Linked DNA regions of Mus musculus: region 2 is linked to region 1. A link is a contact called in ENCODE Hi-C or POLR2A ChIA-PET data. All regions are on one chromosome and are shown on one strand. The core of a region is the stretch at or near the end of the contact, and the rest is flanking DNA. Distances in the headings are between cores, read along the strand shown.

Region 1 (3,235 bases), core at 512-3,011:
TTTCTTTAAGTGTGAACTACAGTTAATAGTATCTACGAAGATTAAGCAAATTAGCAGACATGAAATGCTATTTGAAAGTACTTCCTCAGTAAGATTTTTTTTTAAGCTCCATTCTTCTGACAGGAATGCTCTATCTCCTAAAAACCAGTGACCACACATAACCAGAAGCAAGATAATTACTTGAAGTATATTCTGCAAACCCGTCTTCTCCCAGCTCCAGAACCATCCGCTCTTTCCACCTCTCCAAAAAGAAGCTCTGTTCAGGTGGCATGGTCTGCTGAAGGATGCGGGTCACACTGGGTATCGAGTTCCTTTGCAAAGGGATCTTCAAAGGGCTTGAAGAAGCATCTGTGTGTGGTTTCCCGGTTCTCTCTTCATTGAAGATAGGAAAGCAGTGTTGTGGGACTCTGGCCTGTGGCTCCGGCTCTGCAGCCTTATGCTTACTCACTGGTCCATACAGTACATCATCTTCCTTGAACAACGACTCTGGAGTCTGGGCCGGGCCTCTGGACAAGACAGAGCGTACTAAACGAGAGTACTTCGCTTGGTCTACTGCTTCGTAAGAGTTTTTCTTCTTCTGGCTACACAAATAAGAGAAAGTGGAGAAACTCACAGGAGGGCTTGCTTTTACAGAAAATCTGTTTAACCTGCTAAGCAGCCTGCAGAAGGTCAGAGGCAGTTTCATTTTTAGACTTCGCCCCTCTAACTTTTCTCTAGTCTGGAAAGTTTAAAAGTGTGTTCTGTTCGTATCTGAAAAAAAAAAAAAAGTGGTGTTAGGTTTAAGACATTTTCTATATTAAAACCATCAAATTGAAAATCACACAAGAGCCGGGTGTGGTGGCGCACGCCTTTGATCCCAGCACTTGGGAGGCAGAGGCAGGTGGATTTCTGAGTTAGAGGCCAGCCTGGTCTACAAAGTGAGTTCCAGGACAGCCAGGGCTACACAGAGAAACCCTGACTCAAAAAACCAAAAAACAAAAACAAAAAAACCCACAAGAACATTAAAAGTGCATACACTAAACTTTTGACGTTTCCAAAAAAAAAGAGAAAATCATTCCCAAGTAAGATTCATGAAAATTGTAAGTGGCTTTTGTTCAATGTTAATGTGTTGGCCGTTTCGGATATGACACCTTAAATCTGAATGTGACAAGGCCTGGAGGCATAGACCAGGAAACTTAAGTTACTTGGGTGGCTGAGGCAGTATGAAATTGAGATTTTGGGTTAGCTTGGCTTTGTCTCTAGAAACAAAACAACTACAATCTGCCCCCCCCCAACAAATTCACAAGTCTTAATTAACAGTTAAACACCTACATCTACATACCAAACTCTTACTAAATATTCTGTATGGGCATCGCTCATCTATTCCTCACGCCGCCCTTTAAAAAGTGGGTGCTACTGTGACCTCGTGGTCCAGACTCGGGACATGTCGCAAGTGGGTCTGCACAGCCCATCCAACGTTAATTCCAGAAAATGATCTCTGCAGGTGTCTCCCATGGCTGCGACAGGACAAGCGTGGCCCTTCGTGCCCGAGTTTGGATAGGGAAGAGAGTATTTAAATAGAAGGTCGGTCAGCGGCAGGGTTCTAGCTGTACCTGAGATGCCACCACGCTGTAACACCCAGCCCGCAAACAACCCTCTCGGGACCCGTACTTTCATCGGTCCCGCGCTTTCCCAAAGCGAGGCGGCCCCAGCATGCACTACGGCGTTCCCGTCGCACCTGTGAGGCGCCATCCCCTCCACGCCCCCGAAGCAGAAGCGCGGGCGCCGTCAAGCCGCGCGTTGTCGCGCTCACGAGATCTCGCGCACGTCACCGCCGCTCGCCATCTTGGACTCTGGCTGAGCCATAAATTGCCCGGGCCGCGGTGCGCGTCCTTTCTCGAGGCGTGCCTCGCCGGCGGAGGGTTCGGAGCCCGCGTTCCCGTCGCGGCCCTCCGGTGCTGGTGTCCGCGTGGCGCGGAGCGAGGGTAGGCTCCCCGCGTAGCTTCTATTGCCCGGCTCCAAGATGGACGGCCGCGGGGACGGGGGAGGCCGCACTGGGGGAGCACGTGGCGTGCCGCTCGCTGGCCTGCGCCCGGGGCTGCTGGGATGGTGGCGGAGTCCCGCGGCCTCCAGCCGCCGTCCGGCAAGGAGGCCGGCGGAGGCGGGGCCGCGGCCGCCCCTGAAAGGCGCCCCGGCGGCGGCCCAGCCTCTTCTTTCCTCGCACAGCCACACGGCCCCTGCTCGAGGCCCGCGTCGCCATGGCCGCGGTTCCCGAGTTGCTGGAGCAGCAGGAGGAGGACCGCAGCAAGGTGAGATCCCTTCCTCGCTCGCTACCTGGGCTGGAGGTTCCCGCCGGCCTCCTTGGGCTGGGTGGATCTTCTCTGGGGCTCGGACCCCAGCAAGATCCCGAGGTTTTCCCTCAACCACCCCTTTAGAGATGGCTTTCCAACGGGGTGTCTCTGCACGCTCATTCTCTGACCAAGGAGACCCAGACAAGTGGGACCCCACTTCTTGAGCTCTCGGTGGGAAGCTGACCGACGCTCTGCCAGTCATTCGACTGAGGCTAATCCTCTGAAGCCCTTAGGAGCGTGGTTTTTTTTTTTTTCTTTTTTCTTTTGCTCCTAAAACTTAAATCGACTACATGGTAATTGGAAAGTGGATCAAAGTTTCGTTTGCTATTCCTATCTCCTTTTAAGAAAATGGCCTTTTCGTTTAAAATAGTGGGGAGATTTCTAACGAGTATCTGTATGTAGCATGGTTTTTGCAACTTGGGAACGCTAAATGTGTCCTCGTGGGAGTTGTAATTTTTAGTAAATCCTGTGTGTTGATATAACCCTCGGGCTGCAAATATCTTGAGGACTAATGCAATAAACAGGGATTGCTATACGGGCAATAAAGGATTCTACTTTTATTGGCTCTTTAAACTTGAATTTTCCACCGCACAGGTAGGTTATGAGTCAGTTTTGTGGACAAAATCGTCAGTAATATGGGAGCTCTTAGATTTTAATAAGAGCTGAATTAAGATTTCATTTTAAGTACCTTTGAATGGGCAAACATTTTTTTTTTTGTTTTTGTTTTTGTTTTTCGAGACAGTTTCTCTGTATATCCCCGGCTGTCCTGGAACTCACTTTGTAGACCAGGCTGGCCTCGAACTCAGAAATCCGTCTCCCAAGTGCTGGGATTAAAGGCATACGCCACCACGTCCGGCGCAAACTTTTTATCTAGTAAGTAAATACCGGTCTCTGGCGCACCAACC
Region 2 (3,235 bases), core at 387-2,886, 260 kb before region 1:
TGGCTTAGGCTGATACTAAATTGGATGGTGCCCATTCACTGCCTACAGTCAGCACATCAGTTCAAATACCACATTCTAGAACATCCCAGAAACAGCAAACAGGCAGATATCTAGGATCTCAGAGCCCAGCCAAGCTGACACATAAGGTTAGCCATCACAACGATATGACAGGAAGCAATGAAAACCAGAATATACAACAAATTACATGAATTGGTTGACTTCACCTTACCATGGATAACAGTCTATTGATGGCCACTGCCCGCTGCTGGGCTTCAATGTGAGGCATTTCGTTCTGAATTACTTGATCTGTGATTCCATGAGGGAACTGGTGGCATAATTCTATAATTCTAGGAACAACGGTATAAATGGTTTATGTTTGCTTGCTTTTAAAGGCAAATAAGGAAGATACACGATAGTCAAGCTAAAAAGCTCAATGTTGTCAATGGGAATAAGTACAGCAAAGTGACTCCAAGGTCTGTGGGCAGAAAGCAAATAGAATATTCGGGGGTGGGGGTGGGGGGCAGCATAGTGATTCACCATAACTGGAGTCTTGAGAATTATCCCCTCCAAACAAACTGGAGGGATTAATTTGTTTGGAGGTGTAATAAACTTATTATCCACAATAATAATGTTGAGAAAGTCGTCTTTTAAATACATTATAACCTAGAAACACATGTGCACTACGGGAGTTAAGGCACTCACTGAACCTACTTGGCTCAATGGTCCTTTGTAATCACAAACTGAACCCTCATTTGGCCCCAACGTTCTCTTATAGAACTTCCCTTGGCAACCGGGCAATCCTGGATTCGAACACATGTCCAAGAACTACAGGGAAAATGCAGGTCTCTCTTCTGGCCCTGGCTGCTGTCACGTTCCAAGTGCTCTAATAGAATCCCGGAGAACCCAGTTCCACAACGTTTCAAGCTGTCCCGCTGCTCTAGAGCTTCTGAAGAGTTCTACTCTCCCTAATCGGGGCGGGGGGGTCGCCCAGACACCCGGCAACCCCGCTCCCGCGTGCTCGACCAGTCTACCCCAGCCTCTCCCCGCGGGACTGAGAGAGAAGGGGGTCCCGCTACCCAGCTGACTGCTCGCTTAGCGTCGGGAGCCTAGCTTTATTGCAGTACCTGTTTTCTATCTCCACCGGATCCGCGTCCGGCGGCTGCACCTTGACCTTCACCTCCGCCATGAGGGCAGTTTTCGAGACTAGAGGAAAAGTGGCCCCTCGGAGCGCGCTGGAAGTCTCGGGAACCGGTGGAGGCGCGCGCCGGGGACCGAGGCTTGAGAGAGAGGCGAGGGACCTTCTTCATCCGGTCGCGCTGGGCCTTCTTCATCGGATCGGCTTGGGGCGCCCGTGCTGTGCCTGCTCCGCCTTGCTCGGCAGGGTCGCCACAGCGACTCCCTTCCGTTGTCTCAAATTTCAGTGCTTGTCGGACAAGAGCCTCTGGCTCCAGTACGCACCCTTCAGCCTCTTCCAGCCGCCGAGAAGGCATATTCTTGGACACCTACAAGAAAGTGTCGCAGAAGGATCTGGAGGCGGGTACCAGACGGAGGCTGCAGCCAGAGACAAGGGCGGGGCTGGTTGCTAGGATGTCGATTTCCCTGCCAATCATCTGCTCGGCTCCCGATGGGCGGGGCGCGGTTCGCAGCGTCTGTGGAAACGCAAGCTGCAGCGGAGGAGCTGTGGTGAGACCGTGAGAAACCTGACAACGGGTTGGCGGCGGCGGTGCTGCGTCGGGGGTCCTTAATCTCTGTCCTTGAGGCTGGAGAAGGGTGAGGAGAAGGGCATCTCTCACTGGGTTGGGAGGGAATTAGGCATCTCTGACTGCCTCGCGAGGCCGAGGGCATGACGCAGGGTCTGGGTCCTGGTTTGGGCAGCGAGGAGATGGTTCAGGTGCAGGATGTTGGGAGATGCTGGTGGCATGACACTGACACCAGGCTGCGGTGTGGACCTAGCGAATCAGCCATCTCTGTCTCCTTCCTGTGAGGTCCAGTGACCACCCCAGGTTTCCAAGAGCAGCTAATAGCTAACCGTGAGCACTTCAGTCTCGAACCAACGGTGTTTATTTAGAATCTAGTTTTCAGCTATCTTTATTTTAGCTGACTCTCACTCGAAGGGAAATGTGAAGGTAGGCGAATCCCTCTACATCCAGCGTCATTTCTGAAGGGTCAGATACCTGTAGTTTTTATTCTTGGTCCTCAATCTGGAAGAATCCAAAAAGGCATTAAATTCGTCTTTTAATTCTAATTATCTCGCTTTCCAGAACAAGATATGTCAAAACGCAAACATGTTCACAGCAACATGATCAGAATTCCAACTACCATTTAAAAAAAAATGACCTCACCACTGAACAACAAATTGTTACATGAAAAATTGTAAGCCAGGCATGGTGTCTCATTCCTTTAATCCCAGCACTTGGGAGTCAGAAGCAGGTGGATCTCTGTGAGTTGGAGGCCAGCTTGGTCTACAGGTAGAGCTCCATAACAGCTAGGGCTGTTACACGGAGAAACCCTGTCTCGGGGGAGCGGGGGGCGAAATGAGGATGCAAAATGTTGATTATAAAAGTGAGATGAATATGTACATTATAATTGAATAATAATGTAGCCACAATCGTTGAAGCTACAGTGCAAGTTGCAAATACTGGATTAAGAGGACTCCTCCCCACCTCAAAGAAAAGACCCATAAGGTTTCTGCCCTGCTAGTTATTTACAAAATAGCAGAGCTAATAGGAAATGATGGTTGTGGGTTTATATCCATGTCAACTTCCTTTCTATTGAGAGCTGATGCTCTGCAGTCTTTGCAGTATATTTTCCAAAATACAATACACTGCAGTGGTTTGCAAAGGTGAGACTGTGGGGGGTTAGAACCTCTTTTAAGATTTGGCTCTAAGTAATTCATGCTACGTGCAGAGTTACCTGCTCCCCTTATGTAATGAGTTGCCTTGAAGTCAGGAGAGTGAGTGTGTGTGTGTGTGTGCATGTGCGCGCGCACTGGCTGAAGGCAGTGAAGAGTGAATGATCTCGAGGGAACTGAGCTCAGAGCGTTAGAGGTGGATTCTGCTCTGCCTCATCCGTGGACCTGCCCTTTTAAAGCAGCTCCAGCCTCCTAGCGAATTCATCTGTTTGTCTTTATTAGATGTAAAGTGTTTAGGTGAATATCCAACAGCAGACGTCAAGAGCAAGCATACAGCCAACGTGTAATAATTTCATTAATTAAACTGGGCGTTATCTGTAGGTG

The links. A loop is a pair of places that touch in the nucleus more often than their neighbours do. ChIA-PET counts read pairs that join two places held with the same protein, here RNA polymerase II (POLR2A).
Region 2: a loop to region 1 is called in a map of regulatory T cell, with 4 times the contacts of the local background. The contact joins the promoter of Dzank1 here to the promoter of Mgme1 in region 1. A Hi-C loop is called at or near these places in 1 of 37 maps with a recorded cell type or tissue (regulatory T cell). POLR2A ChIA-PET finds 5 or more read pairs at or near these places in 1 of 5 experiments (embryonic stem cell).

The regions. Positions count from the first base shown.
Region 1 is chr2:144,269,430-144,272,664 of GRCm38, reverse strand. It overlaps Mgme1 (mitochondrial genome maintenance exonuclease 1), which reads right to left and starts at 1,761. Exons shown (of 5, transcript NM_028984.5): 1 at 1,593-1,761; 2 at 181-750. The coding sequence starts at 685. Snx5 (sorting nexin 5) reads left to right here and starts at 1,763. Exons shown (of 14, transcript NM_001199188.1): 1 at 1,763-1,964; 2 at 2,206-2,288. The coding sequence starts at 2,238.
Region 2 is chr2:144,525,815-144,529,049 of GRCm38, reverse strand. It overlaps Dzank1 (double zinc ribbon and ankyrin repeat domains 1), which reads left to right and starts at 1,636. Exons shown (of 21, transcript NM_172859.3): 1 at 1,636-1,770. It overlaps Polr3f (polymerase (RNA) III (DNA directed) polypeptide F), which reads right to left and starts at 1,305. Exons shown (of 9, transcript NM_029763.3): 1 at 1,125-1,305; 2 at 230-347. The coding sequence starts at 1,186.